Linked DNA regions of Mus musculus: all the other regions are linked to region 1. Evidence: chromatin loops called from intact Hi-C (ENCODE). Cell type or tissue: heart. All regions are shown on one strand. Region 1 overlaps Tspan32 (tetraspanin 32). Region 2 has its middle 3.3 kb from the start of Gm33663. Region 3 overlaps Gm33663 (a long non-coding RNA gene). Region 4 overlaps Th (tyrosine hydroxylase). Region 5 overlaps Trpm5 (transient receptor potential cation channel, subfamily M, member 5). Region 6 overlaps Kcnq1 (potassium voltage-gated channel, subfamily Q, member 1). Region 7 holds the start of Tssc4 (tumor-suppressing subchromosomal transferable fragment 4).

What was found. Hi-C counts contacts between places; a loop is a spot of excess contacts. Peaks named below come from ENCODE experiments on the same cell type or tissue, not always from the same donor. Only the 100,000 strongest peaks of a DNase experiment are listed, where the experiment ranks them.
Region 2: a loop joins it to region 1, with 2.3 times the contacts of the local background. A loop is called at or near these places in 10 of 42 quality-filtered maps.
Region 3: a loop joins it to region 1, with 2.6 times the contacts of the local background. A loop is called at or near these places in 10 of 42 quality-filtered maps.
Region 4: a loop joins it to region 1, with 5 times the contacts of the local background. A loop is called at or near these places in 9 of 42 quality-filtered maps.
Region 5: it touches region 1 in a loop (9-fold over the local background); 22 of 42 quality-filtered maps call a loop at or near these places.
Region 6: it touches region 1 in a loop (4-fold over the local background); 12 of 42 quality-filtered maps call a loop at or near these places.
Region 7: it touches region 1 in a loop (5-fold over the local background); 28 of 42 quality-filtered maps call a loop at or near these places.

What each region holds. Positions count from the first base shown.
Region 1 is chr7:143,006,267-143,010,266 of GRCm38, forward strand. It overlaps Tspan32 (tetraspanin 32), which reads left to right. Exons shown (of 8, transcript NM_020286.3): 2 at 642-739. Among named protein-coding and RNA genes, the nearest start is that of Tspan32, 2.6 kb to the left of the region's middle. In heart, CTCF peaks have their summits at 1,947 (motif pointing right), 2,149 and 3,334; DNase peaks (open chromatin) are centred at 1,965, 2,485, 2,895, 3,295 and 1 weaker place; H3K4me3 peaks cover 2,513 bases; H3K27ac peaks cover 4,000 bases.
Region 2 is chr7:143,467,795-143,471,794 of GRCm38, forward strand. No RefSeq gene overlaps it. Among named protein-coding and RNA genes, the nearest start is that of Gm33663, 3.3 kb to the left of the region's middle. In heart, a CTCF peak has its summit at 2,370 (motif pointing left); a DNase peak (open chromatin) is centred at 2,317; H3K4me3 peaks cover 278 bases; H3K27ac peaks cover 1,136 bases.
Region 3 is chr7:143,462,181-143,466,180 of GRCm38, forward strand. Gm33663 (a long non-coding RNA gene) reads right to left here. Exons shown (of 3, transcript XR_378640.3): 2 at 3,458-3,503; 3 at 1,155-2,451. Among named protein-coding and RNA genes, the nearest start is that of Gm33663, 2.3 kb to the right of the region's middle. In heart, a CTCF peak has its summit at 1,909 (motif pointing left); DNase peaks (open chromatin) are centred at 1,911 and 2,831; H3K4me3 peaks cover 1,600 bases; H3K27ac peaks cover 3,400 bases.
Region 4 is chr7:142,892,625-142,896,624 of GRCm38, forward strand. Th (tyrosine hydroxylase) reads right to left here. Exons shown (of 13, transcript NM_009377.2): 4 at 3,970-4,000; 5 at 3,787-3,854; 6 at 3,405-3,455; 7 at 2,899-3,044; 8 at 2,693-2,828; 9 at 2,465-2,534; 10 at 2,017-2,073; 11 at 1,769-1,864; 12 at 1,384-1,517; 13 at 155-566. The coding sequence ends at 407. Among named protein-coding and RNA genes, the nearest start is that of Th, 5.4 kb to the right of the region's middle. In heart, a CTCF peak has its summit at 2,227 (motif pointing right); DNase peaks (open chromatin) are centred at 2,237 and 3,017; H3K27ac peaks cover 202 bases; H3K27me3 peaks cover 2,242 bases.
Region 5 is chr7:143,084,289-143,088,288 of GRCm38, forward strand. It overlaps Trpm5 (transient receptor potential cation channel, subfamily M, member 5), which reads right to left. Exons shown (of 25, transcript NM_020277.2): 4 at 3,413-3,585; 5 at 2,568-2,754; 6 at 1,168-1,232; 7 at 830-1,021; 8 at 468-570. Among named protein-coding and RNA genes, the nearest start is that of Trpm5, 8.4 kb to the right of the region's middle. In heart, CTCF peaks have their summits at 2,255 (motif pointing left) and 3,228 (motif pointing left); DNase peaks (open chromatin) are centred at 2,323 and 2,993; H3K27ac peaks cover 871 bases; H3K27me3 peaks cover 544 bases.
Region 6 is chr7:143,134,406-143,138,405 of GRCm38, forward strand. The region is part of intron 1 of Kcnq1 (potassium voltage-gated channel, subfamily Q, member 1); the gene reads left to right. Gm28821 (a long non-coding RNA gene) reads right to left here. Exons shown (of 3, transcript XR_003946687.1): 2 at 3,419-3,541; 3 at 589-1,058. Among named protein-coding and RNA genes, the nearest start is that of Gm28821, 4.2 kb to the right of the region's middle. In heart, no CTCF peak of the experiment used is centred here; a DNase peak (open chromatin) is centred at 2,346; H3K27ac peaks cover 991 bases.
Region 7 is chr7:143,067,348-143,071,347 of GRCm38, forward strand. It overlaps Cd81 (CD81 antigen), which reads left to right. Exons shown (of 8, transcript NM_133655.2): 8 at 1-583. The coding sequence ends at 27. Tssc4 (tumor-suppressing subchromosomal transferable fragment 4) reads left to right here and starts at 2,021. Exons shown (of 3, transcript NM_020285.2): 1 at 2,021-2,166; 2 at 2,408-2,503; 3 at 2,589-3,740. The coding sequence starts at 2,610. The coding sequence ends at 3,563. In heart, no CTCF peak of the experiment used is centred here; DNase peaks (open chromatin) are centred at 774, 1,814, 2,914 and 3,544; H3K4me3 peaks cover 2,921 bases; H3K27ac peaks cover 2,802 bases.

The sequences.
Region 1 (4,000 bases):
TGGCAGGGCCCAGATCTATGTGTTCAGGGCAGGGATCTCCTGGGGCCCACTCAGGTGGGCCTGTGGGGCTTGGCAGGGAATACCATATACAGAGGGCAGAAAATGTGCAGCTAGGACCCAACCTGCCAGGGTGCCTCACTTCCACAAGAACAAGGCCACTTTAATAAGAGGAATGCAAGGAATCTAGGAAGGTCACCACCCAGTAGGAAAAAGTGGAAAACTGAGGCCCCTGAATGGGGGATGGGTAGCCCCAGTCCCTGCCTTCCAAGGCACTAGGCCTCCCTTAGGCAGGAAGCCTGGGGCCTGGGCCTGCACTGATAAGGTACAGCCTACACTGTCACCTGTCACTAGAGTATGGGGATGTCCTTAAAGATAGTCTGTGAGGCAGGGAGGACAGGAGGAATGGGGGAAAGAGTACTGTCTCTTAGCTACCTTCTCTTCCCCCTTCCTTCTCAGCCTCAGGAGGACAGGCTATTGGGCTATGGACATTCCTTCTTTTGAGCCAGAGATATGTGCCTTTTGGGACCTCCCCGAAGGTCAGTTCTAGCTCTGTGACTCCCAAAGTAGATAGATTTCAGATCCAACCTCTATGCCCAGTCCCCAGGCTAGATTCCATACCCTCTGTCTTTCTCTTCCCACAGCCTTCTATGTGGGGATCAGCCTAGCGGGGCTCCTGAGCCTGGGAGCTGCTCTGAGCACCATAGCCACTGTGAGGGAGGCCCATGGCCTCATGGCTGCGGTAAGTTCCATGTGCTGCCAGACGACCCCGGCTCCCAGACCTCAGACGGGGACAAGAGCTGGAGAGGAATAAGACCAGGGAGCTGCCTGACCCCAGCAGAAGTATCCAGAAAGAAGCAAAGGTCAGGGGATATAGACCAGTGAGTCCCTCCACTTACACAGTCAGGACCTTCCACTTGCTCAATCAGGACCCTCCTACCTGGACCAGTCAAAAAAAAAAAAAAAAAAAAAACCTCTACCTGGGTGCTGCAGGGCCCCTGAAAGAGAGAATTGGCCCTCTCTGCCCTGGGGTTATCTCTAAAAACCCCAGAAGGGCTTGGTTCTGATACCTAGCCAGGTCTGGAGACAGGACTGGGTGAATTCCACTTCTCATTAGAAGACCAAAAGTGACCAGGCAGTCCCTAAAGCTGTTTCTGCAACCTGGGCTTCCTTGTCAGAGATCCACTGTCCTTGCCTAGCCATTGAAGAGACGTTTCACAACCCCAAAGAAGAAAGCTCTTGTTGCTGCCGTATCCAGTTCTCCATATGGGTGCCTCAGTGTGCCCCCACAACCCTCAATGGCTAATCCAGATTCTCCCTCCCAGGGCCCTCCCCATGGCCACCCTGTTCCTGTTTCACCCAGGCTTTCCCAGTCATCTGAATGTGGGCCGTTCCTTCCTGAGACCTTGCTCTCTTACCTACCCTCCCATTCCAGGCATTTCCTGTCCCCCTCCGCCGTCCATCCCAGCGCCCCTGTTTGCAGACCTCCCAAACTCTACCTGTGAGAGACTGGGGGGATCCAGGAGCCCTCAGGAACCTGAGCTTTGCTTCCTGGGTAGACCCAATCTACCCTTTGCAACCTTGTCTTCGTGCTCAGTACATTTGCTGATGACCCGTGGTCTCCAGAACCAGGGGCAGAGTCACATCCTAGAGCCGCTGCAGGGACCAGCCAGTCCTGGGTGGGCCCGGGTGACGGAGTAAGTAGAACCTGGCAGCTCAGACCTCACCAGGCAGGGCAGGGACAAGGCTGGCCATGAATAAGCACTAAACAAAAACAACCGAGATTTAGAGCCCAGATGGAGGCCCTAGTGAAAAGGGCACTGTGGGCTGGTTGGCTGTGATCCCAGAGAATTTGTGCCTTGCTAGAGGGAAGCATGTAGGACAGACAAAATGGAGGCAGGGGCACGCAGAAGGCAGCATGTGAGGCCTGCGCCCAAGTATAACATCGGCCACCAGGGGGCACCAAGGTCAGCGAGAAGACCGTAAAGCTGAAGGCAGTAAACAGGTGGGCCAAGAGGCCCAGCTCCTGCGCAGCTTAGCCCATCTCAGCATTCCCAAGCTCCTCCCATGTCCCGCTTGGCACTTGATTTGTGGGCAAAGGATTTCGGGAGCATTAGAACCCATCCAGGCTTTCCAAAGCTTCAATTCCACAGCTCTAACAAGACTCAGGGCCTGGTGCGGTACTGTTGTGCAGGTTAGGCTAAAAGGCACATCTAGACTCCTCCTGTACAGAGCTGTGCTCCCAAGGCTACTCCCGGCCCAGTGCTGGCTCTGCACTTTGCTAAGCCCATGATCCTCTACCTGAGCATGGATAGTATGCCCAGCTCGGTCACCACAGAGTCACTGGGAGCTCCCCTGGTGGTTACAGTCTCTTTGTGTCACTTTGTGCCTGTGCGTATGGTGGGCGCTGTCTGCATCTGTCTGTCCCATGGATCTGTGCTGCCTGTGTGTCAGAACACATACAAGTACATATAAAGGGCAAAGGGGGGAGGGAATGGAAACAACCCCAACACCTCTGTGCCCACTGCTCCCTCCCTGCTCTTTCCTGCCCCGCCTTCCACAACACAGGAAATGAAAGAGCCGGCTGGCTGCAGGAAGCCAATTCAAGCTGTTTACGAGTTTATTCATTTATTTTCATTTAGAATGAGGAGGGAGAAAATGGTCACAGTTAGGTCTGGCCAAACCTCTCTCTGCTCTATGTGGGCCTTAAGACCCTTTCTACACACACACATTCTCTCTCTCTCTCTCTCTCTCTCTCTCTCTCTCTCACACACACACACACACACACACACACACACACACACGGGGGGGGGGGGGCTGGTGGGGAGAGGGGGAGACTCCCTCTTGAGTGATGAAGTGGTTTCTGGAGAGGGCTGGACTGGGCTGGCTCACAGCCTCAGCCGGGAGGCAGAGTTGAGGAATGGCTTCCAGATGGGGAAAACAGCCCTCAACTGCCAGCAAGAGGAAAGATGAGGGAGGAAGAAAAGGAGGGAAGAAAAGGTAGAGGAGAGAAGGAGAAGGGCGGAAGAGGAGGAGGGGAAAGAGGAGGAGGGGGGGAGAGGAGGAGGGAAAGAGGAGGAGGGGGGAGAGGAGGAGGAAATAAAGGCAAAAGAAAAGCAGAGCAGCAGGCAACCCCAGGGCCAGCTCTAAGACAGGCTCTGGAACTGGCAGGAAGGGAATTCCCCATTCCTGCAGAGCACACACCCAGCCAAGTCTGAGGACCAGTACTGGTGACCCCAGCTCTTTCCACACACTTTGTAAACCTAAGCTAGCCCTGGCATGGACCTAGCACCCTGGCCAATGACTATAGGTCATTCTGCATACTGGTCACTTGGGGGCTACCCCTGAGTGGTGCTGGGTTGAGACAGCCAGGCCATAGCTGCCCATATTTATTGAGCGACATGACAGTGACACTTTGGAGTGGGGAGGTGGTCGAAATGGAGGGCTCGATGGTCACACAGGAAGTGGGTGGACCTATGTGCAGGGCCCTGGAACTGACTGACGATCAAGAGCGCCAGGCAGAGGCTCCAGGGTACCCAGATCCGAGGTCACTAGGTAGGACTTTGGTGGGCACTGCTGGGGAACAGGTTTCCTCAACAAGAATGACCCTCTGAAACTACCCACAAAGTGTAGGGACTTGTAGCAGTACATGGTCAGGGAAGACATCTGCATTGTCCACTGGCTTCTGTAAAGAAGTCAGAAGTCTGTACCCCAACTAAAGGAAAAAAGAAAAGGCTGAGTGTGTGAAGATGACCCTTTTTGCACTCTGGGTGAGGGTTGGGAGTTGGGTAACCACAGAGCCCCATGCAGTGGTATAGAGGAAGGGTAGGAAACTCACAAGGAGGAGGAAAGCCACGGTCTTTGGGGTGTCAAACCAATGGCTGGGGTTGTGGGCTGGGGTTGTGGGCTGGGGTTGTGGATGAGTCAGGCTATAGAGCTTAGGGTCTCCTTGGAAACGTGTTTCAGAAACAAAACAAAGAACTAGCAGAAGGTACCCTATATG
Region 2 (4,000 bases), 460 kb after region 1:
AGGCGCAGACCCTTCCAGGTGACCCCCTCCCACTGTGCTGCAAAGAAAACTGTACATTTCCTTTGATCCCAGGGGTGGGGGTTGGGGTGGCGCTAAGGGAGACTCAGACCACAACAAAAGCACTTGCACCAATAGTCACGTGGGGTCCCCTAATCCGCAGCCTAATTACCAGCTCTGACAACACAGCCCCTCCCCCAACAAGTCAGCAGTGCAATTCCTTCAGTCTCTGCACACACATGCAGACACTTGGTGCTGTATCCCCTACTGGACACTGATCCATGGCCTGTAGAATTTCACCCTTTCTGTCCCAAGTGTTCCCAAGCTATGGTCTCTATGGGCCAATAATTGCATTTAATCTTTGAGAGAATCGAGGAGGCAGAGAGCAGGGTTCACCCCCACATCCTAGATGGGAAAACTGAGGCTAGAGAGGACAAGAGCTTTATCTAAACTTGATCATAGCAGTCCCTATGCTGAGCCCCAACTTGCTCTGCCACCTCCTTGTGTTACCCCAGACTTTTATTTTGAGTGGGATTTTGTTTAGACAGGATCTCCTGTAAAGCTGAGGCTGGTCTCCAACTTACAACTCTATCTTAGCTTCCAGAGTGCTAAAATTGGAGTCAACAACACGCCCAGTTCCCAGCAGGCCGATGCTGAGTCTTAGCTGCTCCTGGATGTCAACCTTAGTGCCCAGGGCACTGAAGAGGACATGGAGGGTTTTGAGCTTGTGCCCGATTGTCTCAAGCCAATGTTCTTCCCTGCATGTTAAAGCAGGGCACGGAGGAGGAGCACCTGCTTTGGAGTAAGCATGCCTAGAAGGGGAGCCCTGCGGTGGGGGGGGGGGGGGTCCAAGCAGGTGGGCAGGGAGAGAAGGAGCCCCAGGAAAGGCCCAGCAAGACTGGAGACAGAAGGGATTTCAAGGTGTTACTCTGTGCCACACTGATAAGACTAAAGGGATCTGCAGGCAGCTGGACAAAGGATAGACCCACTCAGAGGTGCCATATATGACTGTGACAAGCAGAATCCAGGGTAGAACCCATGACTAGGCTATGATAGGCTGCCCTGGTTTGAAATGTTTGTTCCAGAACCAGGGGGAAAAGGAAGACTTCTGTCCTCGGCGATCATTCCCTAGATTGAAGAGTTGTATCTGAGGACCTAGACCAGGGGCAGCAGGGGTCTCAGAAACCCACCCAGCTAACCAAGTGTGATGTACACCTTTAATCCCAGTGCTTCAGAGGCATCAAGCAGGTCTCTGTGAGTTCAAGGCCAGCCTGGTCTACACAGTGAGTTCCAGGCCAGCCAGAACCTCACAGTGGGACCCAGTTTCAAAAGAGAGAGGAAGAGGGTGGAAAGGGAATGAAACCCTGGAAACTACTCTTCATACCAATAATCTCAGCACTCAGGAGGCAGAGACAGGAGGATTGCCTTGACTAGGCTACAGAGTGAGTCCCTGACTCAAAATAAAATAAAATACCAGGGCTGGAGAGATGGCTCAGTGGTTAAGAGCACACACTGCTCTTGCAGAGGTCCTGAGTTTGGTTCCCACATCATGCAGCTCATACCTGTCTAGAACCCAACAGCCAATGACCCTGGCCTCTAGAGGCACTCTCACACATACATGCACACACAAACATACACACACTCACACACACGCACCCCTGACTTAAAATAATAAAATAGATATTTTTTAAATACAAACAAAAAATAAACCCTGTCCCTCTTCACTGGGGTGCAAGGGCAGATCTCTGCCCTCTTGACTCTCCCAAAGATTAAATGAAATTATTGCCACATGGAGACCAAAGCTTGGGAACACTTGGGACGGAGAGGGTGAGAATCCAGATGCAGCGATCAGCATCCAAAAGGGGATTCAGCACTGAGTACCAGAGCTCCCCGACACTGCTCTCTGGTCTGATTAGGAGCCCAACTGAGATACCACAGTGGTCTGTGTCGCTTCCAGAGATAAGAGACAGGAGGGCCCTCCATCCCAGTAAAGCCAAGTGTCACCAAGACAATTATGAGCTTTGCCAGCTCCTACCCTGATGTCTGGTCATCTGGTCTGGCTTGGAAAAATGGGACCAGGCTCTGCAGACTGCACTATCACTCTGCTGCTCAGTAGACACTTTTATAGACTTCTGGGGAAGCCAGAGTCAGTCTCCATTATCAGTGTCAGCCGGACCATATAAACTCCCCAGGATTAGGCCTACAGTGGGGCTTAGTGGGTGATGGGAACCCATACGCCTAGTCTGGATCCCATGCTTTGATTCCTCAAGTCAGTCCCCAGGCTGTTTCCTGGCGCCAACGCCAATCCTTGCAGCCTGAGAAGCTGCAGCTTCCTGAGAGCAGGAGACAGAGAGCTGTAGACCTGGGCGCCGCCTGCTGGCCAAGGTCTGAAGCTTCACCCTCTTTGGCAGAGAAGGAACCTGGAACAAGCCTGAGCTGTTACAACGACCCCGATTCCTGCCCCCTTCTCTGTGCCCACTCCCAACCAAAACCCTGTTATTCCCAAAGACACAGAGGTGATTCCAGACTTCTCAAATGAATTGTGCATCTTAGCATCCTGGAAAACATTACTTCCATTGGAAATGGGGACTGTGGCAGCCTGACAGATTTCAGAAGGGAACGATAACTAGCAACTGAGCTAGAGATGGTTCCTGTGATATTTTGACTACAAGAATGAATTTGCTTTCTGTCCTTGTCTTCAGAGCCTGCCTGAGGCTAGGTTCAAAAATAATGGGCTAATTCTATTGACAGAGGAGACCTCAAGATGGCCTAATATTGATGCTATTGTTTATTAGTAATTACTGTCATGCAGATCTAAATGAAAAAATAACAAGCGGACAGAAAGAAATGTGAAAGGTGGTTTGGAAAGGGAAGGACACTGGCCAGATTGACACTACAGGCAAGGTGGGTGCTGAAAGAAGGGCTGAGGTTCTCAAAGACTGCAGATGAACACCATCAGGAGAGGCCTCATATACACTGGAATAAAGCTAAGCTTCCAATCTGAAAAAGAGAAGCATAAGGCATTTTCTGTTCCCGGAAAACAAGTGTAAGCAAAGCTGCTGCCAACACATTGCACAGGATCAGGGACCTACCACAGGCTGGTAGCCGAGCTTTGAGGTACTGGCCATGTGGCTCTGGCTTTAAAGTCACAGAAAAGGAGGAATCATGAAATCTTTCTCCACGGTTTCAGTGAGCCACCAACCCCAGGCAATGTATGACAGGAAAGGCCCTGCCTGGCAGCACTGAGAAGCCAAGAGGCCCCGAAAGGCCAGAGCCGTAGTATATCTGTCAGGGAGAGCTGCATGCAGGAAGTGGAACCAACCCAAGAGAAAAAAGTAGATTGCAAGAAGCAAAGTCTAGAGAAGTGGACATGACACACTGGAGTCCTAGGTTTTAGAGTTGGCTTTGGTGGGTTTCAATCTTACTTGATCCAAGACTCACACGATTTCCTCACTGTGTCCCCATACAGCCCTTTGGAATGGTAATATATATTCTGTGTTATTGTATGTTGGAAGTATGTCATTTGCTTTTTTTTTTTTTCATTTTGCAAGGCGTTACAGTTAAGACATTGCCTTGAGTCTCAGAAGACACTTTGGACTCCTGAACACTGTTGAGACTGAGAGACTGTGGGGGCCTTTGAAGCTGGACTGGATGAAGTTTGCATTAGGATATGGCCACAAAGCCTGTGGAGGTCAAAGAGTGGTGATTTAAATGAGATGTACGCCTATAGGCTTGGGCATTCGAGTAGTTGGTTCCCATTTGGTAATACTGTTTCAGGAAAGCTTAGGAGACGTGGCCTTCCTGGAGAAGTGTGTCACAGGGGGAGAGCTGGAGAGAACTCACATAATTTCAGGTTCATGCTCTCGGCTTCCTACTCACAGTTCAGACCATGCACTCTCAGCTTCCAGCCCCAGCTCCCATGCCTCAGCTCTGCGGCGGACAGTTATCCCCCTGGAAACATAAACCCAAATAGCCTCTTTTTTTCCCCTAAGTTGTCTTGTTC
Region 3 (4,000 bases), 460 kb after region 1:
GAACCCTATTTACAGGGTTAGGTAAGTTGGGCCAACCCGGGAGTCAAGTCAAACCCTGAAGCCAGGGGCCAGACTGTCCTGGAACAGGTGAGAGACGGGGTTTGGAAGCTGCTCTGGTGGAGAGACCAGAGCCTGTGACCTGTAAGGATTTCTTTTTCTCGGTACACCATATTACAAATCTCTCAGGGCATTGGTATGTCACAGTAATTTTCTTGAGTAAAATAAAACTAATGAGGGCTTTCAAGGGGCCTCATGAACCCCTCATTCACTAAAAGCTAAAATCCACTAGCCCAGGGCAGGAAGGAGGCAGGGCTTTGTTCTGTCCCTGTGTCAAAGCCACATGGGCCTCTTCAGAGACCCTGGTCACAGGACCACACTCCACACTTATTTGTGACCACCTGGCCTCCAGGGTCTCCCCAACAGTCCAAATATCCAGGCTGCAGCTGTCGAGGCTAGAGAAGGTCCACCCTGCCCACAACCTAGGCCAAAGCTGCTGAGAGGACTGACTGAACGTGCTCCCTGGGGTGTGGAGCTACTGGGCCCTATTTGTTGGGAGAAGCAGTCTAGACAGCCAGATAGATCATCTGTGCTGCAGGCTGCCTCACTGGGCATCCCTACCCCAGGATGCTTGCATCACTTGCTTTCTCCTTTCATATTCCCGTTTCATCTGCTTGTTTGTCCGTCTCCACACAGGTTAAAGTGAGCCCTCCACAAGTCTGTAACGGTGAAGTTCCATCAATGCTAGCTAGCATCAACAGACCTGGTAAGCACACTGCTTCCAGAAGCAGGGTTAAGTTCCCCATCTAGCCCTCCAACCCAAGGGACCTGTAGGTAAGTAAACATTTGTCTGGCTACAAGAATCGTCTTCTATTTTTGACATTAAAAATACATCCAAAGGAAACAAGAACATTTTTTTTAACTGTGTTGCTGCGGAGAGTTGGGGGATGGAGCGCTGGTCTGGTGCCCTGGCTCATCAGACGCAAGTTTCCTGACTTCTTTCTTGTGTGGTGTGAAGGGGTATAAGCCGTGGGACCTCGACCTTGGACCTGGTTAGCAAATGAGTCTCTCCCGAAATCTTCCCCCATACCCTTGGGCAGAATGGGTACTTCACCTCTTGCCTCTCCCAGAGCTCCCAGAAAGACCACACATCCAAAGACCATTTCTGCCACCAATTGTTGGCGATATTTCTGTGTGCACCCAATTACATTACAGCCATAGGAGCTCTTTTTCTATGTGCCCACCTGACTGGCCGAATGAGGAACAGAATGAGGGCTGTGGCAAGACTCGGGCACAGCCACGCTGCCAGTGATTGGACTACGAGATAAAATTTGAAAGCTGGAGGTGACTCAGTGGTATGGCACTTGAGATACTTCTCAAGTATGAACGCTGGCTCTGGGTTCCATCCCCAGGGCCGAAAACAAACGAATGAATGAATAGATAGATAGATAAATAAATTTTGTGTCCTAAATCGCTAAAATCCACGGCGCAGTTACTGACTGAAGCTAAAACACAACAGTAGGCAGGCGGACACTTCAGCAGTCTGTTGCGAGGAGGAAACGGGCTGCCTATATTAAAACCTTGCTGTGGCTCCTAGGCGATTAAGGCCAGCTTAACCTACACCCTCCAGCTCTTCGAACCAACTCCGAGATTTGATTAGTGAATCGTAACACAGGAAGCCTATTGGCCCCAGCCCTCCTGCCTTTTCATTCTTAGAGGAGCCTGGAGCAGCTAAGTCAGTTTAGTTTCCCAGAACGTCCCCGGATCGCACTCACAACAACCCGCATAGCTGGTCAGCTACGGGGACTCCAAGCACCCCCAAGGAAGCCGGGTGTTCAGGGTCTTCCAGCCCCTGGCCAGAACAGAGTCCGAGTCTAGGAGGCCTGTCCTTGGCTTCATGCTGCCCCCTGGTGGCCGACTTGAACATCACCAGTTTCTTGGCTGCCTCATGCCTCCCTTTCTTGCCTGCGTGGATGGCTCTCCTGGTCATCCCCACCCCTGACCCAGAGCCCCAGGTTCTGGGGCCTTCCCGGAGTAACCAAGTGTAGAGTTGAGACTTGTCTCCCCTCTGGCTCTTAAAGCTGCCTTCTCAGATTCTAAGACCCTGAGCTGTCATATCAGATAAATTAAGGCCTTGAAGAATTTTCCATGAAACCCTGAGCCACATGTCACCCATCCATCAAGGAAGGTGGAGAATGCAGTCCCAGGGTCAGGACTAGAGGGAGAAGGCCGAAGGGCTGGGTGACACACTTTCTTGCCTCTGGAGACTCCTGGAGGGTCATGGACAGAGAACAGTCCTCCCACAGCCCTTCTGGGGTCTCTTCATATGGGTGACAGGGGTCCAGCTGCCTTCCTGATAATGATGCACCTTCAAGAAATCCAAAAGTGTCTCCATCTTGTGCCTACTGTGGGCTCTGACCAGCATCTGATTTGATCCTGCTTTAATCTAACACCCTGGAGAGAGAGAACAGGGCAAAGACAAAGGCTCAGAGAGATTCAGCACCCTGCCTGAGATCACTCAGCAGTCAGAGTCACTGGTCTCTTAACTAACACTTGGACCAAGCCCTGGATGGAGTTTGACTCTGTTTGCGATGGCGGGAGCCCCTGGAATGTCCCCCCCCCCGTAGTCCCCCAAGTCTCCAACTCCTGCCCTGTTGGTTGGACTGGAGGCTCCGAGGGGTGTGTGCGGTTACAGAAGAACCCCGCCGCCCCAGCAGTAAGCAGCTCCCTGCGCGCACTTGGCGGGGCCCCAGGCGGGCGCAGGGCGAACGCCCTCCCGCACCAGTTCCCGCGCTCGGCTCGCCCCGCCCCCAGGACGGGCTGTTCTTGGGGCCGCTGCCAGACACGTCCTCCGCAGGTGCCGGCCTCTCTCCGGTGACGCGGCCACATGCGGCCCAGGCTCCGATTACAGGGCCTGCCTTGTACTCGGGGTCCGGGCTGGGGGTCCTCACTCCCCAGGAATGGGTGGGAGGGGCAGGGCAGGCCCTGCAGAGGGAGACTACGAACAAGGAACAGCCGCAGGCAGGAGCCGCCCCCAGACACGTGCGGCGGCCGCCTCGCCGCCGCCGCCGCGGTTTGGAGGCGGGGAGCCCGCGCCCAGTTGCATGACTTGACTGAGCCCAGGACCCAGTGTTCTAGAAGTCCAAGACCACTGGGCATCCCCGGATCCTGATGGCCGTCTCGGGCATGAGGGAGTCTAAAGGGCTGGTGCGAACCGAATTCAAACACTGGGCCAGCCCCAAGCTCCCAGCCTTCTTCCCTCTTTCCACAGACCGTGTTCAACGCCTGCTCCCCGGGTCCAGCGGCCCACTTCGCCAAGGAAATAAAAACGTAGATCTTTGTACTCCTGCATTCTCTTCCCCCATTCCCCTTTCTTGTTGGTGCTAGCAGGACACACAATCAGAACCTCCTGCCCACGAGGTGCACTCACAGGATCTCTAGGTCCCTCCAAGCCACCTACCTTTGGCCTAGCTTCCAATAGCTACAGTGTCAGGGGAGCCCAGGACCTGCTGAAGAGACTAGAGGATAGTAAGAGCTCACAGAAAGGAGGGTCTTCACCCTGCACGCACACGCGCACACACACACACACACACAGAGAGAGAGAGAGAGAGAGAGAGAGAGAGAGAGAGAGAGAGAGAGAAGAGAGAGAAGAGAGCGCCTCAGGAGTAAAGGGAGTTGCCAAAACTTTATTTTGAGACAGGCTTCTAGTGGACGGACCAGGCTGGCTTCAAACTCAATATGTCGCCAAGGATGGCCTCTTAGTTCTGATCCCTCTGCCTCCATCTCCTATTTGCTGGGTTTCAGATACACATCACCTGCCTGGTTTATGTAGTGCTGGGGACGACGTGTAAGCTAGGCAAGCACTGTAACAACTGAGCTGTGTCCCTAGACCACGAGACTTCTAGAATGGCAGTTGAACCCCTTAGTCCTGAAACATCCCTGCGAAGGAAGCAAGGCCAGAGAGGTGGAGTGACTGCTCAGGATCCCGCCATAAATGGAGTTT
Region 4 (4,000 bases), 110 kb before region 1:
GGAGATAAAACCAGTAACTTCTGTCTGGTCTAGAGTGTCCAGGAGACTGAATTGGACGAAAGAGATCAGAGAGAAGCCTCCAAATGAAGCCAGGGCATATACAAGTGCTAGGAGCTATCATTGTGGTGACACAGAGGCCAGGAACACTCCTGGAGACCTTTCCTTCCTTTATTGAGATAATAATCAGGGTAGAATACAGCATGAAGGGCAGGAGGAATGCAGGACCATCCTGGAGCGCATGCAGTAGTAAGATGTGGTTGAGAAGCAGTGGAGGAGGGGGACCAAGAGCAGCCCATCAAAGGGTCCAGCCACACACATGGGAAAGCCTCTGGGCCAGGAAAGGTTGGAGAAGGGGCTGGGAACTTTGGGAAAGGCCCCTGGCACCTGTGGGTGGTACCCTATGCATTTAGCTAATGGCACTCAGTGCTTGGGTCAGGGTGTGCAGCTCATCCTGGACCCCCTCTAAGGAGCGCCGGATGGTGTGAGGACTGTCCAGTACATCAATGGCCAGGGTGTACGGGTCAAACTTCACAGAGAATGGGCGCTGGATACGAGAGGCATAGTTCCTGTGTGTGGGGGGGGGGGGAGCCAGTATGAATCCTTCAATCACAGGAGATTGGATATGGGCATGAGAAAGCAGGCTAGAGTTAGGTAGCTCCAGATAGGATCTGCAATCTCCAAGGGCAATGGGGAAATGGCTTTTCTGAGTTTCCCAGACCCCTAAAGCCCATTCTAGACACCCAGGAGACTAAAGCCTCAGCGATTCTTGTGGGTAGGCCTCTGCAAAGCACCCCGTTTCTCAGCTGGGCTTCTTCCTTCGGGAAGCTCCCCGTGACTGTGTGCCCTAGAGAGTCCCTAAACTGGAGTGGACATGCCAGATGAGCACAGCAGGCTGGGAGAAGTGATAAGCACCAACCTACCAGTCTCCTTTCTCCTCTGCAGACCCCTGTATAACTGTGTCTCCTGCCTTTGGGCTGCCACTCCCTCTATAATCTTTGCCCTCGTGGCAGCTCTTACCTGCCACTCTGCCTCTTTTTCTCTCTTATCTGTCCCCATCCCACTCCAGCCCGTGCTGCTGAGAATGAGAGACTCAGGCTCTGCTGAGGCACAGACAGCTGGCCTGGACCTGACCTTGACTTTGCCTTGACCCTATGCTGCTGGTCTCTCTCTTCTCGGACTTTCTGATGGGAGCAGGGCACTCCATACCCTCACCCCCCAGCCCTGGTCTCCTTTGCTGAGGGGCCAGGAGCAGGGTAATCTCAAGCATGAACTCTTGTTACAAGGGGGTGTTGCTGAGTGTACTAAATGGGCTCTCAAGTGAAGACAAGGCCTGGCTTGCACTGGTGAAGCTGGGCAGGGCTGACTCCTGATGGCTCCACCCACCTGAGCTTGTCCTTGGCATCACTGAAGCTCTCTGACACGAAGTACACCGGCTGGTAGGTTTGATCTTGGTAGGGCTGCACGGCTGCTGTGTCTGGGTCAAAGGCCCGGACCTCGGGCTCCTCTGACAGGGAGTGCTAGAAAGAGGCCACAGGTATCACACCCAAGCAGCGCTCAAGGCAAATGGGTGCCATGGGTGTGGGGCTCCCCCCTCCCGCAGGGTTCTGGGCTACTGTACAGTGGGGTCTGGCCAGAGGCATACACTCTCTAGAACAGCCTGAATCTCAGACCTGAGCCAAGGACCCTTCTGATGAGAGCAGGGCCCTCCACACCCTGATCCTCCAGCCCTGATCTCCTTTGCTGGGGGCTGGGAGCAGGGTAATCTCACCAGGAGCTCTCCATAGGAAGACAGCAGCCCTGCACCGTAAGCCTTCAGCTCCCCATTCTGTTTACACAGCCCAAACTCCACAGTGAACCAGTACACCTGCCAGATAATCATAAGGATCACCTAAAATGCCTGGTGCCGCGCATAGCCCCTCTGTGTGTAGCACCCACAACAGGTAAGGCTGTTCTTGGGGACAGAAAGAAAGGTCTGAACTTCCCCCCCCCCCCCCCCCCAGGGCTCTGAAAACGAACCGTGGAGAGTTTTTCAATTTCTTCATCTGAAGCCCCCAGAGATGCAAGTCCAATGTCCTGTGGGTAGAGAAAGAGGCTAAAGTATGAAAAGACGCTGCTCTGACATTGTGCTTGAGGCAAGGGCACTGGATGCTACTTCTCCAGGGGACCCTGCAACATACACTTCACCACACGCCAAGTCAGCCAAGAGCTCAGGGCCTGCAGTTCCCAGAATTACCAGCAGGTGGCATCAAACCCCACAAAAATCCCTTTCCCCTGGGACTTGTGTTACTAGTTAGTCCCTCCCTGTTACAGAAACAGTCTCTGCTTCGGTGTTTGGCTACCTACAAGTCCCATGAATCCATGAAGACACACTGTCTAGCTGGAGGAGTACCCCAACAAGTAAAACTTTTGAATCTCTGGCTCAACCAAATAACCTCTGGTTTCTGCGTTGAGGCCCTAAACATACCTGGGAGAACTGGGCAAATGTGCGGTCAGCCAACATGGGTACGTGTCCCAGCAGCTCGTGGCAGCAGTCTCTGTGTGAGGCCACGAGAAAAGGAAGATGGAATGGGAAGGCTCTCTGTCCTTCCCCGGAGACAAGGAAACTTTAGCACCTCCACACCTCTGCCATCATTGCACACGGATATTACTGGGCAACAAGTTCAGGGTCCTCTGCCCTAGGCAGCATACTCACGGCTCGGGTGAGTGCATAGGTGAGGAGGCATGACGGATGTACTGTGTGCACTGAAACACACGGAAGGCCAGACTGGCCAGAAAATCACGGGCAGACAGTAGACCGGCCACGGGTCGCAGCTGGAAGCCAGTCCGTTCTGTAAGGGACCTCGCATCAGAAATAGCACAGGGGATGCCCCTCCCTGCCCTACTTCCTCTGCATCTCACCCTTCAAGAAGTGAGACACATCCTCCAGCTGTGGAATGCTGTCCTCTCGGTAGCCACAGTACCGTTCCAGAAGCTGGAAAGCCTCCAGGTGTTCCCGGCAGGCATGGGTAGCATAGAGGCCCTTCAGCGTGGCGTATACCTCCTTCCTGTAGGCCACAGGGGCTTAGGGAATTACTAGCTGCTGGGGTTCTTCTCCCCATGACCACCCCATGGACGCTTTGCCTGCTTCCACCATCCTCCTGAACTGTGGGCCCCCATCAATACATAGGGCATTCCTGTGGTTTGAGGGAACCCAGAGGCTGGGAAAGGGCCGATAGCGACATCTCTGAATGACCTGATTATTTTGGGCCACTGGAAGCCCCTCTTCTAACTGGCTTTAGTCTCTTCTTCTATTGTACCAAAGTTTCCAGAGATGGCCCTCACAGACAGGGATTCTGGGAACCGTCTCCCTGGCTCTTCTCAAGCCCAGCCCTCCCTGCCCAACCCAACCATCAGCAGGGTCTTACCAGGTAGCAATTTCCTCCTTTGTGTATTCCACGTGGGGAATTGGCTCACCCCTGTGGAGGGGATCAGTGGTCAATAGGGCAACCCCCCTCCCGCCATCTCGGAGAGTAGGAAAGATGGGGTGAGAGGCTTCGTTTGAAGCTGTATCAGCTGTTCAGAGGCCTTTGGAGTATGGAGTGGACTGGTTTGGGTACACTGACCCAAACCAGCTGCTTAGCCTCTCTGCCCCAGTCTCCTTAGCTGTGACTAAGAATAATGCCAAGCACAGAGCAGAGACAGACAAGCTGACATGTAAAGCTGTGTGACAGCTAACCAGTCACCTCCTCCCTCCTCTCCTCCTCTCTCTACAGTCTGGGGACTCTGCCCCACAGGCAGGCTCCTTACTGCTTGTATTGGAAGGCAATCTCTGCAATCAGCTTCCGGCGCTGGCGATACGCCTGGTCAGAGAAGCCCTGATGGCCAAGGAACACACATCAGGAGGAAGTTGGGCATTCCCTGCTCCAAAGACCAGGGTCAGTCCCTACCTGTGCCCACCCCACAGGACTCAGCTCTGGGACACAAGCTCACCGGATGGTCCAGGTCCAGGTCAGGGTCAAAC
Region 5 (4,000 bases), 78 kb after region 1:
TCCACCAGTGGATGAATGTACAGACCTATGGAACATCTACACAGTAGACATCAGAACTCAGCCATAAAAAGGGAGGACTTCCGGGCACAGACTTCCAAGGGGATGGGTCTGTGGGCAGAGTGCTTCAAGAAGGAAGCTGGGTACAAATAACATGGACTGTAATTCCATTTATGTAAACTGGCCCTAAAGCCCACATTCTTAGACAGAAAACAGGGGACTATTACCTGAGGACAAGGTGAAGTTATTGCTAAGGCAATTGGATGTGTGTGGGGTGGGGTGGGGGTGGGGTTAATAGAAAATTTCCAGAACTGGGGATGGTTACAATGCCCTGAGGCTAGATTATAAGCTACTGAACTGAACACTTCATGAATTTGTAAGTCATCTCTCCTACCTGGGAAGGGCTGACAGGTATCCCCTGTGAACACTGCTAAGTCTGCAGCCTCTGAGGGCAGGTCTACTTGGCTCACCTTTCACAAGTGCCTTGAGGATGACAGTGTCCAGGTCCTCCGAACCCTCCTGCTCGAAGTCATATACTGTGAGCAGGTGGGGGTGTGCAGCAATGTTCTGTAACTAAGACCAGGAAGAAGCCTTGAGATCTGAATATGTCCTGGAAGAGTCCTCAGATGGACCACTTTGCCCCTGCTGACCCACAAACCTAGCTCAGAACTGCCTACCAGGCTAGTTGTCTGGTCTCTCTGCTACACAAGGACCTGGATAATTCTGAGGTATATAGGAAGAGAGGTCATAGGCTAGGCCCACAGGACTTTCAGAAAGAGCATCCCCACCCAGGGGAGGCTGGGAGGACAGAGGCAGCCCCAGCAGCACATACCAGCTCTGTCCAGTGTACAATGGCTTCCCAAGAGAAACACTCGCTGGGGAATTTCTCTCTGAACTGCTTCTCAGCCACCTGGGGCACCAGGAGATGAGGCTGGCTCACCAGGGCAGCGAGTACATCAGCAATGCCACCAGAACCTGCCAGGATCAGCCATGGGGCAGCCTGCTCCACTGCCCTGGAAATCCTCTGGGGGAGGCAAAGAAGGTGACACCCAGATGAATGCTTAGGAGGTGCCTTAGCCCTCCACACCACCCTGTAGATGCCCTGAGAAACTACCATATCCTTCAGGGCTCCAGCCAGGGGAGGGGGAGTTCTTTTCTTTCTGCCCTTACCTCTAGGGTGTTGGGGTCACCATTGACCAACAGGCAAAGGACAGGTATCTGGATGCAGCTGGTGCCTGTGGGCAGAGCAGCCATGAGGCCATTTGATGCTCAGAATGTGAGAACTCAGGACCATCTCCAACTCCAACTTCAGGCATCCTTGGGTGCCATGTTTCTGCACGCCCTGGCCTGGCCTGGCAAAAGCTTTTTTTTCCCCTAATCTAGTCTTTAAAAACAAATTTTATTTATTTATTTATTTATTTAATGTATATGAGTACACTGTAGCTGTCTTCAGACACACCAGAAGAGGGCATCAGATCCTGTTACAGATGGTTGTGAGCCACCATGTGGTTGCTGGGAATTGAACTCAGGACCTCTAGAAGAGCAGTCAGTGCTCTTAACCGCTGAGCCATCTCCCCTGCCCCAAGTCTAGTCTTAATTTTGAAATATAGTTTAGGGTGATCCCCTGCTTGCATCTCTAGAGTGCTAGAGTTACAGGCATGTGCCACAGAGCCTGGTTTATTCTGTGCTGGGGATTAATCCCAGAGCATTGTGCACAAAAGGCAAGCACTCTACTAACTGAGCTACATCCCCAGCCCACAGTGGCTTTTCCCCCCCAAGGGTGAACCCAAACCCAAATAGTGTATCAAATCCCTGAGCTGTGGGCCCACACCTTACATCTGCACTGTCCAGAGCTGGCATTAAACACAAAGTAACTTAAGAGAAAAGAAGCCTAGTTGTACCTGCCACAGCCCAAAAGCAGATACACTGTGGCTAGGTAGTCACTCTATAAGCATAGGACAGAGTTGCTCTGCATTGTAAGAGACACACCAGGCCAACAAACGGTCAAAAGCTGGTGGGATCAGACCCAATCTGCAGTGGTTCTATTGAGACCTTTGTGGTATCAAACACAGATCTGTTTCCACTGTTAAAGTGCACTGGCTTTACCAAAAATTTCTAAGCAATGACATTGTAGCTTATAAATATTTTTTTGTCCCTTAATATTGTCCTAGTATCTCTCTTTCACACCCACCATTAGCCACAGATATACCCATTCCCTCAGGCAATTCTGCTCCCTGGTGGCAGTAAAGGGGACTGCACCTCTGGGAAGACTATTGGCTATCAGAGTCTGCAGCCAGAGCAGCACCATTTAAAACAGTGGCAACTGCCCTGTCGTCTGCCCAGGAGGTAGCTGCTGCCTAGCCAAGGTCACACTGCCCAGCTGTGTCACTCTTCCATCCCACACCAACAGCTCTTCTTCCCTGGCCTTGTACACTCAGGCATGCAGGACCCTCCCCCACTTCCTGGAAGGCCTTTTCCCGCTCTCTCTATAAAGTTCTTACTGGTGTGTGCCACATCTCCATGTCTACATCCCCAAGATGCTGTAGATGGGCAGCTAGAGCAAGCCTTACCCCCATAACCTGTCCTCTGCTGAGAGATGTGCTTCTCCAGGCTCAGCTGCAGCTCTGTCAGCCCGTCGTTCCCACTCCCAAGGGCGCCTGACTCCACAAGGATGAAGTGGGAGAGATTGCTGTCCAGGGGGCAGAGGGGTCCCTGAATGTTGCCCTCATCTGCTGGGTAGTGGATGGGAGTATCCTCCTGTGCCAAGGAGAGAGGGGGAGGCAGAGACCTCAGGAGCAGCTTGGGCTGGGCCTTGCTGTGCTGTGCACGCCATGCTGGGGCCCTGGGAGAGGCTTCAGCAAGGCCTCAGAGTTCCCACCCCTCAGGCAGAGGGAGGCTGGACCGCTGGGCCAGGGGGCCTCCCTGGAATGAGTGAACCATGGAAACAGCTGGGGCCAGGGCTTTGCAAGCTCCACCTTCCAGACTCTTCTGGGCTGGGGTCCAGACTTCACCTCAGTGGGGCCTCCTGGGCTTCTCATTGGTTCTGCCTTACACAGACCACAGGGTGGGGGGGGTGTGTATGAATACCAGAGAGCCAAAGCCACCTGGCCAGGGCTTTCTGGGACTTGAGGACAGCCGTCCAGCCAGGCTGGGCCTAGAGCGTTATAGGTCTGGCTTTCCATAGGGAGTACAGCAGGTTGCCACTCTTATTCCTGAGAGATGCTGCCACCTGGTGGGAAGTTTTGGGCCCATGGAACCCACATCTTCCCACTGCAGCCCATCCTCCCACCTCTCACCTCTCAATAGTTTCAGGGCCTCTCGGAGTGGCACAATTCTTCGGCCTGCCTATGGCTTCCTCTACCCACCCAAGCTCACTAAACCCTATCAGCTGTGGTCCTGTGAACCTGTCACTAACCTTTTGGTGGACACCATCTAGAAGTTGACGGTGAAGGATTCGATCCAGAGAGGCCATTCCGATGGCCACTACACGGATCTTGGTGGATGTGCTAGCCAGAGAGTGATCACGTACAGCTTGTCCAACATGGCGGGCCAGGCCCACGTGGAGGGCACTGGTCAGGATCCAGGCACCTATGGGAGGGGGAGAGAAGGGTCCTGGAGTCCTCACAGCTGGCTGACCAGGGAATCAAGTAGTGGAAAATACTTTTTTTTTCTTTCCTCCAGACAGGTTTCTACAATGCAGGCTATTCGTCAACTTAAGTCATTCCATGTGTTCCGTGAACTGGAAATACAGTATGTACCACCGTGCCCAGCTACAGGGAACACTTTCAGACTGACGGGAATAGTAAGGCTCAGGGGGGATATATGTGTGGCAGACAGTGACCTTTTCCAAGATTTATCCTAGATGCTGTCCTGCAGCTTGTTCTGGGCAAGGATCTAAATGACAAAGGTCTCATCTGCATCCAACTGTAAACTATTCCTTTATTATAACCACTTCTGCAATGAGAGAGACTCAGAACTTCTGACCCCCTTGTGGGTGTATGTT
Region 6 (4,000 bases), 130 kb after region 1:
ATCATATTCCTAGTTCCCCACGAGATCTGTGAAGGGCTGAGGATGGTTACTTGTTCAGTTTCTACCCCAATATATGTCCAGTAAACACTTAAAGTCATCAACCAAGGAGACATACCTGCAGTGGGGAGAGAGGGTCATGGAGGAAGACACACGCATCATGACTGTGAGTCATGTCCCCAAACAGGTTTGAGCAATGGTCTGGGAAGCTTCTAAATGGGGACTTGGAGGTTCCCAATGAGCAGATACCACTGTACTATAGGAAGCATGGCTTGAAGGACAGAGAAACCACCAAAGGTTTTTATTTTTATTTTGTTTGCAGCGTATGTGCGTGTACATAGGGCTGTACACATGTGTGTGCGTGGAGACCAGAGGTTGAAATCAGTGTGTTCCTCTATCACTCCACACCTTATTTTTTTGAGACAGGATGTCTTAAGAACTGAAAGCTCGTCCATTCATCTTGATCAGCGGACCAGGGGGCTCCAGGATCCCACCTGTCTATGCCTCCCCAGTTCTAGGGTTATAGGCATGCATAGCCATACCTGAATTTTTACATGGGTCCTCAGGGTTTGAACTTAGGTCCTCATCCTTGTGTAGCAAGTGCTTTATATCCTGAGCCATGGTCTTAACCTCAAAGGTTTTTATTTTAACAGCATATGTTCATTAACTTGGCTTGGAGAATGGGGTTGATGAGAGCCCAAGGTTCCTATCCCAGTTGTATGCCTTCCTCTGTTCCATGGTCAGGGTCAGAGTCTCTGCTGCCTGGCAAACACTGTCCTCTGGCCAAAACTGGTCTGCAACAGGAAGGCTGGGTCCTTGAGCCTGGGGATCAGTGGTCTGGAGAGGAGACTCAATCCTCAGCCCAAGGAAAGCCAGGTCTTGTGCAGAAGGCTATCCCAGACCAAAGGCAGCAAAATAGCAGTTCCCACTTATATACAAGGGGGTATTATGGAGAGCTCCCACATGTGGTGGACATGCTGGCATTCCTGCCTCATCTTCATGTCTGGACCCTTTCCTTTGCTTCAGCGCATGCCCCATTCTTGTTCTGTCAACTTCTGGCTCTGGGTATTCAAGAGACAGGAAGAAAAAAAAATGAGGGGGCTCCCTGAAGGAAAGGAGCTTGGTGGCCATTGGCTGAGCCCAAGGTAACAGGTGTAGGCAGGGGTGCTGGAGGGGTCTGAGGAATGTGGCATAGGGCAGGCCTTGGGGGTTCTAAAAGACAGCCACTGCAACATGCTCTCCAATGTATCCCAACACCCCGCACACATAGTGGCTGATGGTACTTCATTGGACAGCAGCCATCTGCAGTGCCCACCAAACTTCTCTGTATTTTATTAGCCTGTGAGAATCTCCTTCCTTCTGACTCTGTTATGAAAGGGTGTCCTCACCCATCACACTTGTTGCTACTCTGGTCTCTAGATGTCCAGGGCCTTGGCACATGCAGTTAATTCTACCTGGATCACCTGTCTCCAGCTCTAATGACACAGCTTCAACATTGCTGCCCCATGAGGCTTCCTGGCCCACCACTCACATGACCTCCCTTGTTGTCTCTGGCCTATCATTCGTGGTGACCTAGCCCTTCCTGAGCCACTAGTCACTGTGACCTCATCTTGTGTTTTTCCCATTGTGTTATTTGTTAGTACACCCCTTCCCCCACAGTATTCGGTGTCTATGTTGTCGGTTGTTGCATCTGTAGAGCCTGCATGGTACACACACAGTTGGTACTTTCTGGGTGGAGCCATTTAGGATGACAGCCGAGGTGTACCAAAGGCTGAGTTCCTTATGGGCCCTTGAAAAGGGGTGGAGCCAGGTCTGGCAAGTAGCTTTAGGCTAATGCCTTTCCTTCTAAAGCCGCAGCATTACCAGAAGGCACTGTGAAGTGAAAACATGATACCAATTGCCACCTGTCTCCAAAAGCTTCCCAGAGCTAGTGTAGCCTAGCCAGGTGCAGCTGTCCTCTGTGTGCAGGGCAGTGTTTAGTTAGGTCCAGGGAATTCCACAGAAGTCTGAGTACTGGGTGAGTATCATTTAGTCCACTGGCTATGGGGCCCTGTGGCCAGAGCCCCCATGTAGGATGAGGACACTCAGCCTGAAGGAACTCTGCCCATGGTAATTATTATTGTCACTGCCTCACTCCTGCCCTGGGAGAACAGTCATTCTCTCCACACCTAGTACATTCCTCACTTTGAAGGCTTGGTGGCTAGGGGTAGTGGCCCTATAGAGGGTAGGGCTGGCAAGCTTTTGGAAGTCCCCAGAGCCTCAGAGTCAGGGAGGAGGCACTGATGTGTAGCGTGGCCTCAGCCTCAGCTCAACGCCAGGAAAGAGCTCCCAAAGGATACTTGGCTTTCCCAGGGGAGGGCACAGGTCAGAGCTGAGTGTGGTAGCCGAGGAAGAGGCTCAGGAAATGAAGTGTGTCCTGGCCAGGCAGAGGCGGGGGAAGTGGGATGGCTTCCTGAGACCGCTCTGGGTCTTGCCCCACTGTGATGACAGAAAACCCAGGGTTCAGTGTCTGTCATGTGCCAGCTGGGCCAGGGTCCTTCCAGGGCCATGACACTCAGTGCTATCAGCCTTTCCATACATAGGCATGTGGGCTTCAGGGCCTTTGAAGTTTATGGTTCTGCCCCAAGGCAGTGACCCCAAGTACTGCATATATCTTGAGCCTGCTGGGGTGACAAAAGGGCCTTCAGCTACTCTTGGCCTTCCTCTAGTCCCTAGGAGTTTGTGTCTGAGGGTGTCATTTGGAGCCTAGGCATTTGGCCACTGACTTCTAGCAAGTGGCCTAGGCATGCCCATTGCTGCTCCTATTCCTCCTCCTGAGGGCTCTGCCAGGTTCCTTCTGTCTGCTTTAGTGCCACCATACCAGCTGCCATGTTCAGCCCTTGAGAGTAAGCTGAGATTAAGGGTGGGAAGGACCTTACTTCCTCAGTCCAGTGAGTTCTTGGTCCCCCAGAAGCAACCCTGCCAGGGCCCTAGTGGATGAGCTATGGCTGGGGTGGGTGGCTGGTGAGAGCAGAAGGCCTGGGATGAGGCAGCAGCCACGGGGTGGGGGTCTGGCACAGGACAGTGGCTGATAGCTAGGGAGCCCAGCAATCCCTAGTGACTAATAGATTTCACTGGGTCTGGCCTGTGAGTGGAGGGGCAGTAGAGCTGTGGGTGTGGCCTGGTTGGCTCCCTAAGGTATCGGTGGCTCTGCAGAGTGTGGCTTGGGGTTGGACTTGAAGGATAGTGGCACATGGGTAGTGTTTCTGCGATGGGTGGTCAGGGAAACTGTGTGTCTGGTACATCTCCTTTGACATGTGTGACCCTCTACATCCTGTCCCTCCCCATCCTTGCCCTTCACACACCTCTCTCTCTCTCTCTCCCTCCCTCCCCCCATCCCTGTAGCCATATATGCATGTCCCTCATCCTGTGCCTTGCTTACTGTACTCTCTTGTACTCTTCTAAGGAAGCCCCATCCATGTGCGTGGTCACACCGTAAAACTGACAAGGACACTGTCCCACATGATCCTGAGGTCCTCTGTCTTATGGTCGGTGGTGCAGACATCTGTCAAGAGATCGAGACTTGCCTGTGACCCAGAAGAACAGTCCCATTGATGGGCACTGCCTGAGGCTGTGTGTTGCTGAGGCTGCACTGAAGTGAATGTGACCATCTTGTTTTGTCATCAGAGGCTTTTCTTGGTCCAAGTCACTTGGGCAACAGCAGTAGAACTCCGGAGGGTGCCTGGCACTGAGGCAGGATCTCAGGAGGCTGAGGTTCCTGATTCAGGAAGAGACCTGTGGCTGCTCTGGGGTCTCCAGCCTGACTGGCTCTTAGTGAGAGGGAGGGGTCCTCAAGAAGAGAACCACAGAGTTGAGTGGGTTTTGGGCCATCAGATCTCCTGAGCCATGAACCATGGCTGCAGGGACCCAGGATATTCCTTCTTTGTTCCAGTATGTGACTCCAGGTCACTTCTGACCAGGGCACCAAGATCACTCACACAACATCAAGGTCAGGGTCTGTCAA
Region 7 (4,000 bases), 61 kb after region 1:
GGCATCCGGAACAGCTCCGTGTACTGAGGCCCTTTGCATTGCACCAGAGGATCCCTGGAGTGACCAGAGGCCACCTTGGGGGACATGGCCTGTGTATATAATATTTCTGTATCACTCTGCTACACTTAGTCTTTTTACTTTTGAGTTTTTTGTTTTGTTTTGTTTTGTTTTTGTTTTAGTTTTTTTTTTTGTCCTGAACTTTTCCTGTTACCTTTTGGGAGCTGACATCACACATGGGTGGCATATGTGGGATGTAGGGGTGGAGCTGGCCCTGGCTTGCAGGGCCCTGTACGTCTGGGACCCCTGGAGAGTTCTGCCTGCTGAGCCAAACCTCCTCTACAGCTACTTGCCCAGAGGCTTTGTAGCCTAGCTAGAGGGCCATGCCCACCCACTCAACCCACTGTGGGTCACATTGCTCACATCTTTTTAATCTTTGTTCCTTTCCTGCCTCCATTTCAAGAGCTGGGTTTGTAAGCCCTCTTATGCCTTCAATGCACTTATTCTTTCTAACGTGTCACCTTCAACTGTAATTAAATCTTGAAACAGTCATTTAATAAAGGAGGAAAAAAATCAGGCATGCTAATGGGACTGCCAGACCTCTTCCTGTGCTAGCGGTGTCAGAGACCTGGCTCATCAGCTCTGAACTTTGCCAGGCACAGGGTGAGCAGGTCCAATAGAGGCTGTGGAACACAGTGGGTGGGGAGGGCTGGGACCCTGGGAGCACTCCATATGGGTCCTCCCTCATTTGTACCTCCTTATACTGGGAGCTCAATGCTGACTTTACGCCAGCCTTGACCTCATTTCCACTCATCTGTTGGACATGACAGGTCAGGCTGAGTCGGGTAGGAGGAGCCACCTAAGCAGGGAAATTCAGCACAGAATGATGGAGATAAGCTGCAAGAACACCCTCCTTTTCAGGGACAAGACAGTAAAGGTTAGCCCATTACCCCATCCATCTCAAGAAAAGATTCCACGGAGCTGGGTGGCTCTGGCTTGTGTCTCAATAAGTAAAAGGCAAGATGGCAGTTCACTTACCCCTGTGAACTGAGGATCAGGCTAAGCAACCTCCCGGACGCCAGGGGCAACCACCACTGTCTCTTTCCCTTTGTCTCCTGTCTGCGCCCCTCCCCCAGGCTGCTGGCATAGTTAATTGGCCACTAGAGGAGAGACGCCCTAGCCAAGATTCATGGCCCAGCTTCTAGCAGCCTCCCAGTAGGCTTATTTGTCGGTGAACCCCAAGCTTGTACTAGGACATTCTAGGTCTCCGCCACCTCTACCTCCCACGCCTATGCAACCTGTTCCGTGCTTGGTTGGTTTCTGGTCTGAGGAGCCCTTTATATCCTATGTTATGAGGTCCATGGGCACCAGGCCAAAGCTGTTGGAGGCCTGCTGCACAGCTTCAGAAACATAGGAAAGGAGAGGCGCATGCAGCAGCCCCATGGTGTCTCAGACTCTGATCCCTAAGGATACAAGAAAACAGCCCCACGCCTGGAGGAGGATTATGTGTGGCCTTGACTAGTAGGGGCGGCGTCCTGCAACTAAAGTGTCCGTTCCTGCGTCAGGAAGCACAGACAGGCAGAGCCCAGGATAGCGGCTTCGAATCTCTGAAGCCCCAACCAACCCACCCCAGGGACCACTACGTCTCTTCATGCCAAGAGCCAACCAGGACCTTGGCCCCGCCTCACTCCAGAAAGCCAACAAAGCACAAGACCCACACCACTTCCGCCCAGGGCCGGAAATGTCTAGGAAACTGGTTGGCGCTCACAGTGCGTGGTGACGCACTTCCTCCTTGTGTCGGACCCGGCCGGGACGGCTTCCGACAGGCGAAGCTGCAGGCCTCAACCCTTTGCGATTGGCAGTTAGCCCTGGAGTATTGTGGGAACCGTGGCTCCGCCTTTTCCTTTTTCGTCATTTCTGGGTGGGTTTCCGTGTGCGCTCCGGGTTGGCACGCTTGTTAAGGTTACAAGTCCCGGCTGACATTAGGCGGGAACCCATTGCCTTCTGGGAGTTGTAGTTTCTCGGGCGCTGAAGCCACGAAAATCTGATCGCCCGAGACTCGGTTTCCCAGGAACCCGAGCGAGACTGGACAGGACCGAATCCCGGGGAACTGGCGGGACGCTGCGAGAAAGGCGGCAGGGTATTGAGGCGTGTACGGACGCTGGAACGGTGAGCACTGGCCTCCCTAAGGCCGCGGCCAGGGCATTCCCGTGCCTGTTTCTGCCAGCCCTTCGTCCGGACCCGGGTGGCGCTTGTACCTAGAGAGGCTGCGCTTTACTGAGAGCCCGTGATGGGACAAGCAGCTGATGGAGATCTCCTGTCACCAGCATCTCCCAGTGCTCATCTATTGTATGTCCACACTGTTATGATCTCATGGTTGACTCTCTCCTTAACCCCACCTAACCTGCAGCTCCTGTATCTGTGCGCGCTAGGATACCCTTTAACCACCCAGCTTCGCGAGGCCTCCCGTCCGGCTGTGAGTAGAGGCACTTGACACATAGTGGAGGTGAAAGACGGGAGCCTGGGAGGACGGGGAGGGATGAGGCCTTAAATACACCCCTCACGGCGGAACTGGGACTGCTTCGCTACAGGTGGGACGGGTGTCAGGTCGTATGGCGGAGACAGAGGCTGGCCTGGAGGCTGATGAACCCACCGAGGATGACACCCTGCCTTCTGACACCGTCTCCCTCAGCGACTCGGACTCGGACCTTAGCTTACCTAGTGGTGTGGAGGTCCAAGTGTTGTCCCCAGAGAGGCTTTCGGAGGAGGGCCAGGAGGACTCCGGCCCTGAGGACCCTCCATCGCCCCCCACGGGCACCCTCACCACTGCAGTGCAGCCATTCCACCTCCGAGGCATGAGTTCTACCTTCTCCCAGCGCAGCCACAGCATCTTTGATTGTCTGGAGAGTGCAGCCCGGCAGGCACCGTGCTCTGCTCCCCAAACCAGTGTGAGTGACAATGGCAGCTTCAGGCGGCCCGTGACTCCCCCAAGTCAGACTCCAGCAAGGGGCCTGAGCAGAGTGCATGGGAACACTGGCCCGACTAGGGTACTCCCAGTCCCTGACTATGTGTCACACCCTGAGCGTTGGACCAAATACAGTCTGGAGGATGTGTCTGAAGCCAGTGAGCAGAGCAATCGTGATGCTGCCCTGGCCTTCCTGAGCTCTCGAAGCCAGGTGTCCCACACAGACTATGTGCCTTCTTTCAACCAGGACCCCTCTAGCTGTGGGGAGGGAAGAGTGGTCTTCACCAAACCAGTGAGGGACAGTGAGGCTAGGGCTGAGAGGAAGAGGGTCCTAAAGAAGGGGGTTGGGTCAGGTGCGGGGGGTGAGGCCGCTGTGGAGCTAGCCCATCTCGCTGGACCTGAGGCTGAGGAATGGAGTGGCCACCAGGGACAGCCAGAGGTGGTGGTACCTTCAGAAGCTGCCCATCCTGAGTCCTCATCAGGCCCCATAGGTGTGAAGGCTGTTGGTTTCCATGGCAGCAAGAAGCGGAGCAGAGACCACTTCCGGAACAGGGACGGTAACCCTGGGGGGCCGGGGTCTGAGAGAGGACCCTCAGTTTGACTGCAGTGCTATCACTCTACCCCTCACCTGCTAGTCCAAGTGGGAAGGTGTGGGCTGTCTGTGGTAGGGGGATGTGTGCAGCCGCTCTGGCAGAGACTGTGGGAATTGTGGGTCAGGGGACCTCGAAGGCCTTTGTGCCCCAGTGTTTAGGATGAATAATAAACGTTTGGAATATTTCTTGAATTGTGTGGCTTTTTCCGGGCCCCACTCAAAGAGTTCTGTCCAAACAGTCCTGGGCAGCCAACTACAGGACTGCATCTCTGGCAGCCTCACCTTGCCTTCCCCACTCCAGTGAGGACTGCCGTGAAGGTTTGCCATGGTCATTTACATTTGTCACTGATGAAACTACCCAGAGGGACTGGGCTCTTAGCTGTGTTCAGCCTTGTGCCCCTGATGGTAGTGAATGAGCATAATCTGCACAACCCACCCCCACCCCC